Regions from separate parts of the Homo sapiens genome. Here region 1 is linked to region 2. The links are chromatin loops, found by intact Hi-C in ENCODE. Cell type or tissue: dorsolateral prefrontal cortex. All regions are shown on one strand. Each heading gives the region's core, and the rest is flanking DNA. Links, peaks and the distances in the headings are about the cores only. Region 1 overlaps TMEM132A (transmembrane protein 132A). Region 2 overlaps CD6 (CD6 molecule).

Region 1 (9,205 bases), core at 4,206-9,205, 58 kb before region 2:
CAAGTGAGATGAATGTAAGGATAGCTTACGGCAGAGTAATCAATCAGCCAGTGTGTTTGCATTATTAGTAGTGTTACTTTTATAATTGCTATTTCCACTATTTTGGAGTCTAGCACAGGAATCCATGGGAGAGGCGTCTCTTGAGCTTTAGGATTCTGAGAAGAAGACTGGATTCTAGGCAGGATAGTCCTGGGCTTGGTTAGGGTAAGGCCCTGGGATTGGCTTACTTTGTAATGAGACCTATCCCAAGGGCTGAAGAGTGGTCTGCGGACATGCTCTGAAACCTAGACCTGGTTTGAAGCCCCAGCCAGGTTGCTGGTTTGCTGTGTCACTCAGGCTGTGTCTCCGGCCCATGCTGGGCCTCCCTTTCATGAGCCCCTCCAGCTCTGGGTTTCCTGCCATGGGTGCTGAGAATCCTGTTCCTCGCCCTGCACCCACCCCCATGCCAATTACTGCTGTCGTGTCTTCACAGCCATCCCTGGGCGCCTGCGTGGTGGAGCTGGAGCTTCCCTCGCACTGGTTCTCACAGGCCTCCACCACACGGGCCGAGCTGGCCTACACGCTTGAGCCTGCAGCTGAGGGCCCTGGGGGCTGTGGCTCCGGCGAGGAGAACGACCCTGGGGAGCAGGCCCTCCCAGTGGGGGGTGTGGAGCTGCGCCCAGCAGACCCCCCGCAGTACCAGGAGGTACCTCTGGACGAGGCTGTGACTCTGCGGGTGCCTGACATGCCAGTGCGGCCCGGCCAGCTCTTTAGTGCTACCCTCCTGCTTCGGCACAACTTCACAGCCAGCCTCCTGACCCTGCGGTGAGCACCAGGCCACGGGGATGGGTGAGGGTGGGAACCTCTGTGGGAAGACTAGGGACAGGTACCTGCTCCTCCTGGGGTCCTTGCTGGAATCCTTGACCTCTGCAAAACATGTGTCCACCAAACTAAACTCCTTCCAGGTAAAAAGCCATGACTGTGCTGGTAGGAGCCCACCATGGGCACAGCCCTGGAATTAGAGTCAGAAGTAGGAAGCTGCCCCTTCCCCTGGCACCTCCCTGAGATTCCTTTGTCCAATGGGGCTAACGGTCCACCTTCAGGGCAGCTGCAAGTCTCCAGGGAGGGGAACCCGCAAAGGGCTTAGAGACTGCAGTACCTAAGTGTGAGCTCTTGCTCCAGTGCTCCAGAGAGGGATATTTGCCCCAATCACGTTCACCTACATGCTGTCCCTCCTTGCCACCCTCGCCGTAGGAGTCTAGCCTTTGGACAGAGCTTGCTCTTCCCCATAGGAAGGCCCTGATTCTTTGTGTCCTTTTCCGTAATAAGTTCCCCCAAAGCAGCCCCCACCCACCTACCCAGTTCACCCGGCAAGGGCTTGCAGAGTATGACTTGCTTCTGGAGTCCAGCGCAGGAATCCATGGGAGAGGCATCTCTTAGGCTTTAAGATTCTGAGAAGCCTGAGTTCTAGGCAGGATAGTCCTGGGCTTGGTTAGGGTGAGGCACTGGGACTTGCTCACTTTGTAATGATATCTTTCCTGAGGATCGAAGAGCGGTCTGTGGACATGCTTTGAAACCTAGACCTAGTTTCAAGCCCTGCCTGGGTTTGTGCATGTCCCGTCTCTGTGTCTCCCCATCTCCTACGCCCTCCTATGCTCACTCTTATTAAGCAGATCTTTCCTAGACACTTACAGCCTGCCAAGCCCTGTGTCTTCACTCTGCAGATCCAAACACGAGCAAGGGCCAGTCCCTATCTGGCAGAAAGGGGCCCCAGTGGTAGGGAAGGGAGCTGGATGGGCATGAATTGGATTAGAAGGCATGTGGGTGTGTAAGCACTGAGGGAGGTTCAAAGTGCGGTGGGAGCTCAGGTGAGTGGGTGCAGTAAGGGGGAAATTCATCCCACCACTGGAAAAGCTTTCTAAAGGAAATGGTCTGTGAGTTGTTGGAGGCTTAAAGCATCAGCAGGTAAAGTAAGAAAGGGCAGAGCAGGCTGAAGGCACAGACTGGGCAAAGGCTTGGAGTCACGAATGGGTGCCGTGTGTGTGGGAAACTTGTGTGTAGCTGAAGCAGAGAGTGCATGGAGAGATGTCACAACCGAAGTTAAGGCTGGACCAGACCCTGGAGGGCCCCCAAATGCCCGGCTAAGCTTTGACCTTATGGGCAGTGGGGAGGCGTAAGTGGTCTTTGGGTGGGGGAGAGCTGTAAGGTGTGAGCTGCACTGAGGCGGGGTCCTTCTGGGTTGGAGGATGGTGAAGAGGAGATTCAGACTGGAGCCAGGGAGGTCAGATGGCTTTGGCTCCTTGTCTTTCCCCTTCAATCCAGCCCACAGTTCAGCATGCACCTTGCCAAACTGAGCCTATACTCTCTTCCCCAGGATCAAGGTGAAGAAGGGGCTGCATGTGACAGCCGCCCGCCCAGCCCAGCCCACACTCTGGACTGCCAAGCTGGACCGCTTCAAGGGCTCCAGGCACCACACCACCCTCATCACCTGCCACCGTGCTGGGCTCACAGAGCCAGATTCCAGGTGGGCAGTTTCCCTCCACCCAGGGGGCAAAGGAGGGAGGGCTGGTTATAGAGTGCAGTTGAGCAGATTTGGAGGCTGCCATGCTGCCTCTAGATCCCCAGGTGAGCAGACCCAAGGACAGATTTTTTCAAGGAAGCAGCACAAAGCAGGCATAATCCATTCCTTCATTCATTCATTCGGCCACTATCTTCCCAGCCCCAGCCATGTGCCAGGCATAGCAAGTGTCTGTGAGTCTTATTCTAAGAGATGCCAACCAATCCTGTGCCCCAGGTAGAGCCCTCATAGCCACTACTCCATCCCCCTGCTTCCACCAAATGATCCTTTCTCTGGGCCGTTCACATTCCCCCAAAAAGCCCAGCTGCAGTTCTGCGGTTGTGAACTCTTCTTATTCATGCCCTGAGCCTGGGTCAAGGCCATGGACTCAGTAGCCCCAGTTCGAATTCTGGTTCTGATGCTTTTGGGATGGGCAAAACCTTGGGCAAGCCAGTTAACATTCCCCTACCCAAGCCTCAGTTTCTTCACTTGTGAAATAGGAATAATAATGCATCCCTTAGCATTTTTGAAAATAAAATACAGTGCTACATATCAGGCACCCAGGACGGTTCCCAGCACATAGGTTTTTGTTTGATCAAAGGAAGCTTATCATTCAGAGGGTCAAGTGTCTGGTCCTGGGACCTGGAAGTGAATCTCCCGCATGCCACCTCAGTGGCTGTGGAAAGCGGAAGTCTGGGGGAAGCGGGCCCGGGCAGGCAGGGGAGTGAGCCACCTTGCCAGGTGGGAGGTGGTTAAATGGCTTCATGGATCTTAGAGAGGCCAAGAGTGGGTCAGAGTTTGGGGTCTAGAGCGAGGATGCTTGGGTTTAGATCCCAGCCCCGCTACTTTTTGCTGTGTGGTCTTAAGTGAGCTATGTAACCTCTGTGCCTCAGTTTCCTCCTGTGTAAAATGGGGATAATCATGAATGCAGGAAGTGCTGAGGCCATGCCTGGCAGCTAGCAAGCATTTGGCTTCTCTGTCTCCTTTGGCCAGCAGTCCCCTTGAACTGTCTGAGTTCCTATGGGTGGACTTTGTGGTGGAGAATAGCACTGGTGGGGGCGTAGCGGTCACTCGCCCCGTCACGTGGCAGCTGGAGTACCCAGGCCAGGCCCCTGAAGCAGAGAAGGACAAAATGGTGTGGGAAATCCTGGTGTCTGAGCGGGACATCAGAGCCCTTATCCCACTGGCCAAGGTAAGGAGACCTCCATCTCTGCCTGGGAAGGCTGGAGGCCAAGTCCCAGGAGCCCCATGAGCTGAGGGGCCTGGGGCTGAGCCCCTCCTCCACCCCCAGGCTGAGGAGCTGGTGAATACAGCACCACTGACTGGAGTGCCCCAGCATGTCCCCGTGCGCCTTGTCACTGTGGACGGCGGGGGGGCCTTGGTGGAGGTGACAGAGCATGTCGGCTGCGAGTCTGCCAACACACAGGTCCTGCAGGTGAGTGGCAGGTGCCCAGCTCATGTGAGTCTGCATTTGTGTGGGCACAGTTACGCACACACACCTTTCCTCCTTCCTCATGTGGGTCCCCAAGAGAACAGCTTCTTCTTGAGACGAGAAACCTCATGGGAGGAACCACAGCTTCAACTTCTTTTGTTCCAGCCACCTCTCTCCCGAGTCAAGTAACCCTAACAGCCCCCCGACCTTAGACACTTTCACGCTCATTATTGCACTGGCAAGTGCGCTGGCCTGAGAGAGTCGAGAGCACATACTCTGGGATCAGAAAGTTTTAGTTTGAAACACATCTTTGTTGTCAACCAGCTTTGTGATCATGGGCTGGTCTCTTAACCTCTCTGAGCCTCGTTACCTAAACTTTAAAATGAGAACATATCTTCGGGTTGTTGTAAGAATTAAAAGCACTTTAAGACAGTATTTAGCAGATAGCAGGGGCTGAAACAATGGCAGTTATTGCTGTTATAATATGATGTAATAATTATACAATGGTAAAAATTATTATTATTATTATTACCGGTGATTGTGAAGTGAAATAAAAGGGAGGGTGGTAGAGCAACTTCCTCTATCTTGAAGTTCTAAGAGGGGAAGCATGGAGTCTGCATGTATGCAAATCCCAGCCACCTGAAGGGGGAAGGTGCCTTTCCCCACTTGTGGTCCTTTGCTCAAATGTGTGTGGTTCCTGCTGGAGGGCCTTGGTGGGAGATCTGCTTTGTCCCACCTCTGCCTACCTGGCTGTAGCTGGTTGCCAGGTGGCTCCAAGAGCAATGTCAAAGGCCAGCATGAATAAGGAGCCAAAGTTTTGGGTTCACACCCCTGCTCTGCCAGGAGGAAGACTGGTATGCAATGGCCAGTTCCCCTGACTGAGCCCCAGGGAACCTCAAGGAATGGCCCCTACAGTAAAATCTTAAACAAAGAACAGGGGCTTAACCAACAATCCTGCTGCAACATGCATTCCAGTGACACACAGAGCTGAACTCAGTGGGAGCCCGTCCTACGGCCTGAGGTCAGGGCTGCTCTCTTCTGGCCCATGCCTTTTTTTTTTTTTTAATCTATTTATTTTGAAACAGAGTCTCACTCTGTCCCCAGGCTGGAGTGCAATGGTACAGTCCGGCTCACTGCAGTCTCAGCTACCCAGGCTCAAGGGATCCTCCCACCTCAGCCTCCCCAGTAGCTAGGACTACAGGCATGTGCCACCACACCCGGCTGATTTATTGTATTTTTTGTAGAGAGGGAGTTTTGCCATGTTGCCCAGGCTGGTCTCAAACTCCTGGACTCAAGCGATCCACCCACCTCGGCCTCTCAGAGTGCTGGGACTACAGGCATGAGCCACCCACCCGGCCCAGCCTCACACCTGTCTTTAGTGGCTTAGCCCGCCCACCTGCCCTCTGCCCTTCCATAGGTGTCTGAGGCCTGTGATGCCGTGTTCGTGGCTGGCAAGGAGAGCCGGGGCGCCCGGGGGGTGCGAGTGGACTTCTGGTGGCGCCGGCTCCGCGCCTCGCTGCGGCTGACCGTGTGGGCCCCCCTGCTACCGCTGCGTATCGAGCTCACCGACACCACCCTCGAGCAGGTCCGCGGCTGGAGGGTACCTGGCCCTGCTGAAGGGTGAGTGGAGGCCTGAGGAAGCTGGCAGGCCTTGGCGAGTCACACTGGGACGGAGAGGGCGCAGGGGACACAGCCATGGGCCCAAGTCGGGGTCAGAAAAACTGCCCTGTTGCTTGCAGTTCCTTCTGCCCACCTCCACCCTGGGCCGCCCAGCCAATGATCGCTTTCTGTGAAATTGCTGACTTCCGCATCCCTCTCCTCCTTCCCTGCCTCACTTCTCCCGTAGCACCCTCCACTTCCTAATCTACGTCAGTACTGGTTAATGTTGCCTGTCCATCCTTTCCACGCTCCTCCCCCGAGAATGTCAGCCCCTTGAAGCTGCGGTCTGTCTATGCTGGTCGTACCCTCAGAGCCTAAGATGACACAGAGCTCAGGAAATGAACACCCTCGGAGGGGGCTCCCCAAAACCCAGGGAGAGGTGGCCCACGCCTCTGGAATCTAGCTTCCAGGCCCTTCAGAGAGTGAGCGCCCCCAGGGTCCCCGTAAGAGAGCGTCTCCCCTGCGGTCCACTTGGGAGCAAGAGCGGTGATCGAGGCACAGCGCCAGTCGGGAGTGGGCTGGGGCGGCTCGCCTGCAGGTGGAAGGGCCTGACCCCAAGAGGGGCGGATGTCTGCGTTTGAGAAACAGGAGCTGCTGGTGATTAGGAGCCGCCGGGGACGAGCTGCGGGTCTCCAGCAGCTGGGCCCTGGGCAGGCTGGGGCCGCTCAGCGCTGACGGCCAGTCCCGGCCTCCCCGCCCTGCAGGCCTGCGGAACCCGCTGCAGAGGCGTCGGATGAGGCCGAGCGGCGCGCCCGTGGCTGCCACCTGCAGTACCAGCGGGCCGGTGTGCGCTTCCTCGCCCCCTTCGCGGCCCACCCGCTGGACGGCGGCCGCCGCCTCACGCACCTGCTTGGCCCCGACTGGCTGCTAGACGTGTCCCACCTCGTGGCGCCACACGCCCGCGTGCTGGACTCGCGTGTAGCCTCTCTGGAGGGTGGCCGTGTCGTGGTGGGCCGGGAGCCCGGTGTCACCTCCATTGAGGTAAGCAGCTGGGGACCAGGAGAGTAGACCCCCTGAGAAGGGTGGAGGGGCCCCCAAAATGTTCGTGGGTGGGAGTGAAGAGTGTGCCAGGAGCCCAGAGTGTGTGGGGGAGTTGTGCGGTCTAGGTCTGAGTGCAGTGGGATTGGGGATAGGCTCAGAATGGGGTGGCCGCATAAGGGGGGAAGCCCTCTAGCTATGAAGGGCTGAGGTGTGGGTAGTGTGGGGACCGGGTCTTGAGGGAAAAGGGAACTGCCCCCTAGGTGTGGGATTGGGGTCCAGGTATGCACCGGGGTGCAAAGAGTAGAGGGATAGTAGCCCATGAGCCTGCTGGGAGTACCCGGTTCCCTCTGGGTGGGGGCTGTCCGTGGCGAAGACCTCCCCCACCTCCGGAGGGCAGCCCGTGAGGGTGCTGGGAGCACCCGGTTCCCTCTGGGTGGGGGCTGTCTGTATGGAAGGCCCCCCACCTCCAGCTCCTTTCCACCCTCAGGTGCGTTCCCCACTGTCTGACTCCATCCTGGGGGAGCAGGCGCTGGCTGTGACGGACGACAAGGTCTCAGTGCTGGAGCTGAGGGTGCAGCCAGTGATGGGCATCTCGCTGACCTTGAGCCGGGGCACTGCCCACCCCGGGGAGGTCACAGCTACGTGCTGGGCACAGTCAGCCCTTCCCGCCCCAAAGCAGGTGACAGTTGGGGGGTCAGGGGGATGAGGTCAACATCTCCAGATGGGGGCTCATGGTAGAGGGGAATGGGAGGAAGGGACCCTGGTACCTCGACCCCTTAGGGTTTTCAGAGTGAGGACTGACTCTGTGAGGTAGTGAGCTCTCTGCAGCTGGAGGTGATCAAGCAGTGGCTGGAGTATGGCAGTGGGAGGTTGGTTAGATGGCTCTAACTGAGGACCCTCCCAATAACTCAGACCCTAGGGCTGAGTGGCAGACAGGTGATTGACACGCGTCCCCTCTCTCCCTGTGTTTTGTCTATCTGCCTGTGTCTCTGTTTTCTCTCTGGTCTCTCCTCCATGTGGCCTATCTCTGTGGGAGTGGTTTCTCTGTGCATGCGTGCGTGCCCTCGCATGTCTCTGCCTGTGTCTGTGTGCCCCACAGGAGGTGGCCCTCTCCCTATGGCTGTCCTTCTCTGATCACACTGTGGCCCCAGCTGAGCTCTACGACCGCCGTGACCTGGGACTGTCCGTCTCAGCCGAGGAGCCTGGTGCCATCCTGCCAGCTGAGGAGCAGGGTGCCCAGCTCGGGGTGGTGGTGAGTGGGGCAGGCGCCGAGGGGCTGCCGCTGCATGTGGCTCTGCACCCGCCCGAGCCCTGCCGCCGGGGCCGCCACCGTGTGCCTCTGGCCTCTGGCACCGCCTGGCTGGGGCTGCCCCCTGCCTCCACTCCAGCCCCTGCTCTCCCATCCAGCCCTGCTTGGAGCCCACCAGCCACAGAAGCCACCATGGGTGGTAAACGGCAGGTGGCAGGCAGTGTCGGGGGCAACACAGGTGTGAGGGGCAAGTTTGAGCGGGCAGAGGAGGAGGCCAGGAAGGAGGAGACCGAAGCCAGGGAGGAGGAGGAGGAAGAGGAGGAGGAGATGGTCCCTGCCCCTCAGCATGTCACTGAGCTAGAGCTGGGCATGTACGCCCTGCTGGGAGTCTTCTGCGTGGCCATCTTCATCTTCTTGGTCAATGGTGTGGTCTTCGTCCTGCGCTATCAGCGCAAAGAACCTCCCGACAGTGCCACTGACCCCACCTCCCCCCAGCCCCACAACTGGGTCTGGCTGGGCACTGACCAGGAGGAACTGAGCCGCCAGCTGGACCGGCAGTCCCCTGGCCCGCCCAAGGGGGAGGGGAGCTGCCCCTGTGAGAGTGGGGGAGGAGGGGAGGCCCCTACCCTGGCCCCTGGCCCTCCTGGGGGCACCACCAGCTCCTCAAGCACCCTGGCCCGAAAGGAGGCTGGGGGGCGGCGGAAGCGAGTAGAGTTTGTGACATTTGCGCCAGCCCCTCCAGCCCAGTCACCTGAGGAGCCTGTAGGGGCCCCTGCTGTGCAGTCCATCCTTGTGGCAGGCGAGGAGGACATCCGCTGGGTGTGTGAGGACATGGGGCTGAAGGACCCTGAGGAGCTTCGCAACTACATGGAGAGGATCCGGGGCAGCTCCTGACCCTCCACAGCCACCTGGTCAGCCACCAGCTGGGGCAACGAGGGTGGAGGTCCCACTGAGCCTCTCGCCTGCCCCCGCCACTCGTCTGGTGCTTGTTGATCCAAGTCCCCTGCCTGGTCCCCCACAAGGACTCCCATCCAGGCCCCCTCTGCCCTGCCCCTTGTCATGGACCATGGTCGTGAGGAAGGGCTCATGCCCCTTATTTATGGGAACCATTTCATTCTAACAGAATAAACCGAGAAGGAAACCAGAGCTGGGACTGCTGCCGTCTGTCCGGTAGAGTGAAGCAAGGGGGCTGGAATAGGGCCTGTTCAGCCCCTGTCCCTGCTGAAACGGCTGTGGGAGGCTGGGCCCTGGGACGCCCTCTCATAGCGTCCAGCGATCCAGACAAATAGGAGAGCCGTGACGGCCTGAATGCCAGCCAGCAGGAAGAAGTAGAGGTCCATCCGGCAAT
Region 2 (9,611 bases), core at 1,755-6,754:
AACCAGGGCCCCTCCTGAGAGCCAGTGGGTGGGGGCAGGCCCCCTGGAAAATCGCTGAGAGCTCAGCAGTTTCAGCCTTCACTCCCCTCCTCACTCCCCTCCTCCAGCCTGCAGAAACCTAGCCCAGCCTTTGCACAGAGGGTCTTGCTCTGGGGAATTCTATTCTTGAATTTAATACCTTGAGTGTCTAGCCTGGCCCACCAGCTTCTGTCCCACCTCCAGGTGTTTGCTCGAGCTGTGCCCTCTCCCTAGAATGCCTTCTTAACTCTTGCTACTTGTTGAGGGCGCCTGAAGAGTAGAAAGAGTGAATCTGGGGAACAAATTCAAATTTGGATTTGAATTCTGGCTCTATCAATGCCAGGCTATGTGACCGTGGGCTAGGAACTTAATTTCCCTGAGCCTCTTTGTAAAATGGGTTTCATAATAGTGTCTCCTCACAAGGTAGCCATGAGGCAACGTCTGTAAAGCACTCAGCACAGAGGAAGCACTCGGCACAGAGGAAGTCCTCGGGAAATGTGGATCTGCTTCCCTTGCCTCAGCGAAATGCTCCTTGACTTTGAAGTCCTGGCCCAAAGGGCACCTCCCCGGCAATACCTTCCTGGACTCACTCACCAGCCCCACCACTTGCAGAGCAGCCCTGTCCCTCCTCCAGGTTCCTCAAGCATGTCTCCTGCCTCTGCACCTACCTCAGAGAGACAACATTCGAGTCAGCTCTTAACATCTGGCCTCCAGGCTGGACCACGGGCTCTATTACCTTTACTTTCCACGGCAGAGCGCAGCATGGCTCAAGAAATGCTGCGGGAGGTGAAGTGAGTTCTAGGGACTTCCATTAATAATAAGAGTAACTAGAATTTGTTGAGCATTCACAGCACACCCTGAGGTGTTTATCAGAGCCCAGGAAACCCTCTTTCTGGGTTCAAATCCCTGCTCTGCCTCTTAGGGGCTCTATTGTCCCAGAAAGTTCCTTGTCTCTTGAATCCTACATTTCCCCGCCTGCACGATAGTGATAATAACAGTGCTTACTTCTGAGCATTGTTAAGGAGATTCAAGAATTTAAAACTATAAAAACCCATGGCTTTCTTACCCAGAGAAGGGCAGAAAAATCGTTGGCAGGGTGCATTGATATGACTCGGACAATTTACAAAGGTTTTTCATATATGCTTTTATTTTAAAATTTTTTTGTTTTTATTTTGTTTTATTTTATTTTACTAAAATTTTATTTAGTAAAAATAGTACAGAATTTAGAAAATACAAAAACAGAAAAATTTAAAAATTTATCAATAGCTACCTTCAAAGATAACTGTTGTTACTAGCCTCTTGTAGAATCTTCCAGACATTTCGTTAGAGAGGAATATTGCAAACATACAGAAATGCATTGAGAATGACATTTGTTTATTTGTTTATTTGCTTTTGAGATGGTGTCTCGCACTGTCACCCAGGCTGGAGTGCAGTGGTGCAATCTCGGCTCACTGCAACCTTTGCCTCCTGGGTTCAAGTGATTCTCCTGTCTCAGCCTCCCAAGTAGCTGGGACTACAGGCACACACCACCACACCCGGCTAATTTTTGTATTTCAGTAGAGATGGGGTTTCACCATGTTGGTCACACTGGTCTTGAACTCCTGATCTCAAGTGATCCACTTGCCTCGGCCTTCCAAAGTGCTGGGATTACAGGCGTGAGCCACCGCGCCTGGCCTGAGAATGTTTTAATGAACCCAATGCGTCCTCACCACCCAGACTTAGAAAATGTTTACACTTTTGCCGTATTTGCTCAGATCTATATTAATAAGAAAGAAAACCATACAGATACTGTTGAAATAATTCTTATCCTTTCCTCCCTAGAACACACACTCCAAAGTGTGGTGTGTGTACCCTTTTCTCCCACATTTTTATACTCCTATTACACAAAAAGTGTCTCCATACACAATGGATGGTATTGAGACATGTACTATATTTTATATAAATTGTACCCTACTGGACATATTGTTCTGAAACTTATTATACTTTTCTCCTTGTTTTCAAAATCTAACCAAGTGGATAGATATGCATCTAGTTCATTCCTGCAATGGAATAATCCAGCCTATGATACAATACAGTCTGTTTATTTCCAGCTGATGGATGGTTAGAGTACTTCTAATTTTCTTCTGTTACAAACAGTTCCGCAGAAAGTATCCCTGCACACATCTGCATGTGAACAATTTTTTCTATAATTTATACAAAAGGGTATAGCTTTCAGATCAAGGTATGAGCCTCTTGAAATCTATGAGGTATCATCAGCCATTTCCTTTTCTTTCTTTCTTTCTTTTCTTTTCTTTTTCTTTCTTTTTTTTTTTTTTTTTTGAGACGGAGTTTCACTCTTGTTGTCCAGGCTGGAGTGCAATGGCTAAATCTCGGCTCACCGCAACCTCCACCTCCTGGGTTCAAGCGATTCTCCTGCCTCAGCCTCTCGAGTAGCTAGGATTGCAGGCATGCGCCACCATGCCTGGCTAATTGTTTTGTATTTTTAGTAGAGACAGGGCTTCTCCATGTTGGTCAGGCTGATCTTGAACTCCCAACCTCAGGTGATACACCCGCCTCAGCCTCCCAAAGTGCTGTGATTACAGGCGTGAGCCCCGCGTTTGGCCTCATCAGCCATTTTTCTCTGCACAATATCCATAAGGCTATGATCATCCTGAATATGTTGTTTTTCATCTGTTTTTTCCATCTACGATACATATATGCACACATATTCATCTTTCACGTATTTGCAGGTATAGTCATTGATTCCACAAGATCTTGGGCATTTGCCATGGGCCAGGTATTGGGGGTTTTTATGGTAATCTTTCCTTAGCCCTGTGAGGTTTTTGTTTCGTTTTCATTTTAGAGGTGGAATCTCACCCTGTTGCCCAGGCTGGAGTGCAGTGATGATCATAGCTTACTGCAACCTCGAACTCCTGGGCTCAAGTGATCCTCCTGCCTCAGCCTCCTCAGTAGCTAGAATTACAAGCATGTGTCCAGCTAATTTACTTATTTATTTATTCATATATATCTATATATATGTATATATATATGTATATATATCTATAGAGAGAGAGACAAAGGATCTCACTCTGTTGCCCAGGCTGGAGTGCAGTGGCACCATCTTGGCTCACTGCAGCCTCAAACTCCTCGGCCCAAGTGATCCAACCTCAGCCTCTCGACTAGCTGGGACCACAGGTGCACACCACCATGTCCAGCTAATTTTTTGAATTTTGGTAGAGACAAGGTTTTGCCTTGTTGCTTAAGCTGGTCTCAAATTCCTGCGCTCAAGCAATCCACCCACCTTGGCCTCCCAAAGTGCTGGGATTACAGCGTGAGCCACAGCACCCAGCCTCATTTTTTTATTTTTAAATTTATTTTGTAGAGATAGGGTCTCACTGTGTTGCCCAGGCTGTTCTCAAACTCCTGGCCTCAAGCAATCCTCCTGCCTCAGCCACTGAAAGTGCTGGGATTACAAGTGTGAACCACTGTGCCCAGCTTGTGAGGCTTTTTTTTTTTATATATAACTATGAGGTGAGGGAGGCAAGGGGGGCATGTGAAGAGATTCGCCCAGGGTCACACTATAGTAAGGAGGAAGCTGGGTTTCTAACCCAGGCATGTTTAATTTCAATCCAGTGTTCTTTCTGATGCCTATGATGTGGTAGATGGTTTTTTCCCAACCAAGACCTACTGAATGGGAATTCTAAAAGAGGGACCTGAGGGCCGGGCGCTGTGGCTCACACCTGTAATCCCAGCACTTTGGGAGGCCAAGGTGAGCAGACTACCTGAGGTCAGGAGTTCAAGACCAGCCTGGCCAACATGGTGAAACCCGGTCTCTACTAAAAATACAAAAATTAGCCGAGCATGGTGGCGTGCACCTGTAATCCCAGCTATTAGGGAGACTGAGGCAGGAGAATCACTAGAACTTGGGAGGCAGAGGTTGCAGTGAACCAAGATCGTGCCACTACACTCCAGCCTCGGCGACAGTGTGAGACTCCGTCTCCAAAAATAAAAAAAAATAAAAAAATTAAAATTAAAATAAATAAATAAATAAAAGAAGCACCTGAATATTCTTCTCCTCCTCTCAGTGGTCTAAAGTCTGGCGGGGGATCAAGAAGATGGGGCTGGTGACATGCCAGTGTTTCTGGCCTGCTGTGCTCTCTTGGAGCCAAATCCCTACTCTTATCCCTTGGGATTTTACTGAGCTGCTTGCAACCCTCCATGGGACCTTCTCATTTTACCACCTGGTAGCTGGAAAGAAGGCACGGTCTGGCACGGGAGCCTGAGCCAGCCTTGGAGCCAGGACCCCAGGAGACTTTTCTTTTAGAGGAACTCCTGTTACCACAGCAACTACAGCCCACATCTCCTCCCTAGGAACACTGGATGTTTGCAGAGCCGGGGAAGGGTGCAGCCAAGTTGAGAGTCTGCAGCAGCTCAGATAAGGTTCACAAGAAAGGCGAGGAGTGAGGAGGAGAGAATGCAGCCTTCAGAGAACCAGAATCACCCCCTTGCAGAAAAGAAGGCTAAGGAGCTGTCAGAGTCATCTTTCTGCCTGGTATGGAATGTAGAATCAATAGCCAGCTGCCGTCCCATAGCTACCAAGGGCCAAACGAGAGAAAAGGGATGAAAGCCTCAGGTTGGAGGATAATAACAACCACAGCTACCATATACCGCGTCCTAAGCGTTTTACGAAGATCACCCACCCGTGCACTCTTCTTCTGTTTGGCTCATTTATCATGCCCAGTGCCAGGTTAAAGATGAAACCTAGCTGGGCTCAGTGACTTTCCCTAGGTCACACAGCCAGTAATCAGCAGAGATGGGTTTAGATCACTGTTCTATCTGTCCCCAGAGTCCCTGTCTAAGTCATGAAAGACGAATTTCCCGAGAATGGAGGCTGTTTCCCAGATGAATTGGTGCCTGGGATCTCCTGCTCCCTCGATCATCCCGCTCACACTCATCTCCCTCATATCATACCTGCCCCAGTTCCCAGCATATGCAACAAGTTCAGCAGATGTTCATGGAACTGAATGCAGGCTGGCAACAGACTCATTTCTCAGCTTTCAGGAGAACATGGCTCACGCCCTCTCACTTTCTTGGGAGAGGAGGGGGAGTCCCAGCAATTGAACGTACCTCAAAGCCTGTTAAGTCATGTTGATCTTATCTTTTAAGTTTTTTACAGAGGCGAGTAGGAAACGTTGTCTTTTACTTCCCCTTGGATTTGGTGACAGAGAGGAGGGGAGATGAAACCTGGGCATGCATGGAAGGTATCACACAGGTGAACATCATCTGTCCTGTGACATAGGGGCAAAAGAAAGGTAAAAAGGCTGAATTTCTGGCCGGGCGCGGTGGCTCATGCCTGTAATCCCAGCACTTTGGGAGGCTGAGGCAGGGGGATTGCTTGAGCTTAGGAGTTTGCGACCAGCCTGGGCAACACGGTGAAACCCTGTCTCTAGTAAAATACAAAAAATTAGCCAGGCGTGGTGGCACACACCTGTAGTCCCAGCTACTCAGGAGGCTGAGGCAGGAGAATTGCTTGAACCTGGGAGGCGGAGGTTGCAGTAAGCCGAGATCGTGCCACTGCAGTCCAGCCTGGGCAACAGAGTGAGACTCATCCCCTCCCCAACACCCCCGCCAAAAAAAAAAAAAAGCTGAATTTCTTTGACCTGAGTGACTGCAGTCCTCTGGGACTGGGACTCTTTGAGCCTTAACTTCCATCCGTCTCTGTCAATTGAGTAAATTGTTTTATTTGTGTCCCCAAGCCCTGCTGTGGTATAACTGGGGAGTGTGAAAACAAACCAAAATCCTGTAACATAATACCAAATAATACTCACTCTCTTTCTCTTTCTCTCTCAAGAAAATGAAAGCACATGAGCCAAGTTCTCCTGAAAGCTGAGAAATGAGTTTATTACCGATCTATGTTCCGTTTCATTAACACTTGCTGAACTTGTTCCACGTGCTAGGAACTGGGACAGGTATTCGGGAGATAAGTGTACATGTAAAATAATACCAAAGCACCAAACTGCTGACTTTCCTCTGGGCGCCAGGGGAGAGAAGTCACTCTAGCCTTCCTGGCCTTGGAGAGCCAAGTGGGTATAAGCTGGTCTAGTCACAGCAGCCAGTCACCTCTGCAGGCTAGGACAGCACTGTGTGACTGAGCCTGTGACAGCTTCAGTTTCTTGACAAAGTAAACTCAGCCCAACCGGGTGTCACAGGCTCTTCAAGTCCAAGTCCCCTCAAAGGTTGAACACATTTATCCCCTCCCAATTGAATTATATTACTTGTATGAGCCAGCGCATGCGTCTTTTTTTTTTTCTTTTTCTTTCTTTCTTTTCTTTTTTGAAATGAAGTCTTGCTCTGTCACCCAGCCTAGAATGCAGTGCTGCAATCTCAGCACACTGCAACCTCCCCCTCCCGGATTCAAGCGATTCTCCTACCTCAGCCTCCTGAGTAGCTGGGACTACAGGCATGCACTACCACATCCAGCTAATTTTTGTATTTTTAGTAGAGGCTGGATTTCGCCATGTTGGCCAGGCTGATCTCGAACTCCCGACCTCAGCTAGTCCACCCACCTCAGCCTCTCAAAGTGCTGGGATTACAGATGTGAGCCACCAGGCCCAGCCCGCATCTTTCTAATTTTAATGGAATTACAGGCGTTCCCTTCTTTCTAGTTGTTTTATTAATTGCTCACCATTAACAATACCAAGGGCATTTCTAAAAAGAAAATAGTTAGGACAGTTCCAGCACCCTCTCACTCAGAGCTTCCTCCCCTAAATTCATTGGCCCTCCTCTTCCAATTGGCCGATGCATCCTCAGGCCCTAGACAGTGCTGGAGTGAGCCCCATATTTGAGAGCAAGTGGGGAAGGGGTGGGGGCAGTGCGAGGTGAGACTATTAAGTCTCATCTTTTCCCTGCTGTGAGGTCTGTGGGATGACACATGCCACCCAGGACCCCCTGCCCCGGAGAAGGAAGGTTTCCTAGTTGTTGCTTATCTTTGGAGTCTGGGATCTTTTGGGAAATGAGTCCCTGGATCTTGGGTTCTGAGTTGTGTCACCATTGCGGGGGAAGGGTGGGTTATCATTTCTAAACTCAGTGCTGGTTGACACTTGCAGAGGAGAAAGGAGTTTGGAAAGCCTCCAGGGTTGTCAAAACTTCCTGCCTCTCGCCCTTGGCATGATCACCAAAGCAGAAATCAGGATGTTGGATTCCAACCCGGGGGAGTGGTGTGGTTACGAATGTGGCCTCTGCAAGCAGACAGCCTGGGTTCAATTCCCAGCTTGGCCATTTTCTAGCCGTGTAATCTTAGGCAAGATACTAAACCGCTCTGTGCCTCAGTTTCCCCATCTCGTGGTCTTGCTTTGACAATTAAATCATACTGAATAAATGTCAGCCATTACTGCTGAGCTGTGCCAGATTTGTGACGGGTGCTCGACGTGCCTTGGGGCCTCCCCTTTCCCTATCAGAGCAGTGGGAAGCATCACAACATCCTTCCCTTATCCCCCTGCACTCTGGACCCCAGATGCCCGAGATAAGTAGCTGCTCCCATCAGTGTGGGTTGGGAGTAGAAAACTAGGAGTCCATCTGGCTGCTTCCCAAACCTGCAAACCAGGAATCCCAGTCCAGCTTCCCGGCCACTGGGCAAGGGGCAGGTGAGTGTTTCCGGACAGCTCCCTGAACCAGTCCTGCTCCACTTGAATACCTGGAGTCTGAGCCAGGGCCTCGGGAGGCGGGCCCACCAGGGTTCACGTAGCATTTGTCATCACTGCTCGGGACAAAAGGCCAGTCTTCATACACAAGATGCACGGTGGTCTGCAGGTTAGCAGGGAGCACGCCTCTCCCAAGGTTCGGGGACACTAGTCACAAGGGCCTGGTGCCAGTCTTGCAGAGAGGCACACCCTGCCCTGTCCTGGCAGTGCTCCAGAGCAGCAGCTGGACTATCCGGGAGATCACTGCGCTGCACTGGGAGCCTGACCTCCCCGTGGGCCTTGGGGATACTCTTCCTTTGGGCCGCAGATTTTGCAATATTTCTGACAAAATACTTGCTGACAAAAAGCCTTCTGAGAGAAGCATTATTAACTCCAGTTCATGGATGACAGTCTAAGGCTCAGACTGGCAAAGTGACTGGCCAAAGGTCACTCCACTAATAAGGAACAGAGCTGGACTCCAGCCCAAGCCTTTGAACTCAAGGCCTTGTAAGGTACATAGGTACCTTCCCCCCATACAGCACTGTCTGATGTCAATATGTGAGTCACATTTATAATTTTAAATTTTTGGCTGGGCATGGTGGCTCATGCCTGTAATCCCAGCACTTTGGGAGGCCAAAGCAGGTGGATCACCTGAGGTCAGAAGTTCAAGACCAGCCTGGCCAACGTGGTGAAACCCCATCTCTACTAAAAGTATAAAAAAAGTAGCCAGGCATGGTGGTGCGTGCCTATAGTCCCAGCTACTCAGGGCGCTGAGGCAGGAGAATCGCTTGAACCTGGGAGATGGAGGTTGCGGTGAGCCCAAGATCATACCACTGCCCTCCAGCCTGGGTGATAGGGCGAGACTCCGTCTCAAAAAAAAAAAAAATAAAATAAAATAAAATAAAAATAATAAATAAATAAATTTTTAGCAGCTGCATTTTTTCAAAAAAGTAAAAAGAAACAGATGAAATTTCTTTAATAATATATGTTATTTAACTGAATATATCCAAAATATCATTTCTACACATCAATAAAAAAATTCTTAATAAGATACTTTACATTCTTTATTCTTACCAAGTCTTTGACACACAACCTGTACTTCACACTTAAAGCATGTCTCAATTTGGACACTCAAGTTTCACCAGAAACATTCAATCTGTATTTAGATTTCATACTAGTTACAATTGAAAAAGGAGAATCACATATCTCACTTACTCTGGCCATTTGAAAAGGTTTTCCAATGATTGAATTGATTATGCCTTTAAAATTAAATGGAAAACATTTTGTAAATTAAATAGAAATGAATTGAATTAAATAAAATGAAATTTTGAGTTTCTCATTGGCACGAACCCATTTCAAGTGCTCAGTAGCCACACGTGGCTGGTGGCTATTGTACTGGACAACACAGCACCATATGATTTTCCCTCCGAGTGGGGCTGAGTGATCTCTAAGCCCTTCAAATGTATGCTCCTCCCCTGCGTTTATACAGATGAGTGCTTTGTGTACCATGGGCCCACTTCCGTGATGATAAATGGACGGTGTAGGACAGATTTCCCATCTATATTGACAGCATACTGAAAACAGTATGCTGTAGTAGTTAAAAGGGTGATTTCTAGAGCCAGACTGTCCAGGTTCAAATTTTGCTTTGATTACTGACCAGCTGGGTGGCCTTGGGTGATTTACTTAAGCTCTCTATGTCCCAGTTTTCTCAGTGATGACACTGGGATGATGATATTAATAGTATGCACCTCACAGGGTGGTTGTAAGGATTTGCTAGTACATGTAATGCACACAGATAACCGCTATCATCTATGGGGCATACAGTAAGTGCTCAAGAGATGTTGCCTTTCATTACATATTTTATCTAATTATAATCAAAGAATGTAAGGACTGGACAAGATCAAAATCTCATCAATCTGTCATTATGCAAGTGAC

Evidence for each region. Peaks named below come from ENCODE experiments on the same cell type or tissue, not always from the same donor. Only the 100,000 strongest peaks of a DNase experiment are listed, where the experiment ranks them.
Region 1: it touches region 2 in a loop (3-fold over the local background); 2 of 110 quality-filtered maps call a loop at or near these places.

What each region holds. Positions count from the first base shown.
Region 1 is chr11:60,928,157-60,937,361 of GRCh38, forward strand. It overlaps TMEM132A (transmembrane protein 132A), which reads left to right. Exons shown (of 11, transcript NM_178031.3): 4 at 473-804; 5 at 2,354-2,503; 6 at 3,533-3,728; 7 at 3,828-3,971; 8 at 5,386-5,588; 9 at 6,332-6,608; 10 at 7,096-7,287; 11 at 7,708-9,003. The coding sequence ends at 8,751. It overlaps SLC15A3 (solute carrier family 15 member 3), which reads right to left. Exons shown (of 8, transcript NM_016582.3): 8 at 8,928-9,205. The coding sequence ends at 9,063. Among named protein-coding and RNA genes, the nearest start is that of TMEM132A, 8.3 kb to the left of the region's middle. RefSeq lists a silencer at 7,868-8,017. In dorsolateral prefrontal cortex, for the core only: no CTCF peak of the experiment used is centred there; no DNase peak of the experiment used is centred there; H3K27ac peaks cover 1,425 bases.
Region 2 is chr11:60,988,831-60,998,441 of GRCh38, forward strand. The region is part of intron 1 of CD6 (CD6 molecule); the gene reads left to right. It also overlaps the pseudogene TRA-TGC10-1. Among named protein-coding and RNA genes, the nearest start is that of CD6, 22 kb to the left of the region's middle. RefSeq lists an enhancer at 509-598. In dorsolateral prefrontal cortex, for the core only: no CTCF peak of the experiment used is centred there; a DNase peak (open chromatin) is centred at 4,355.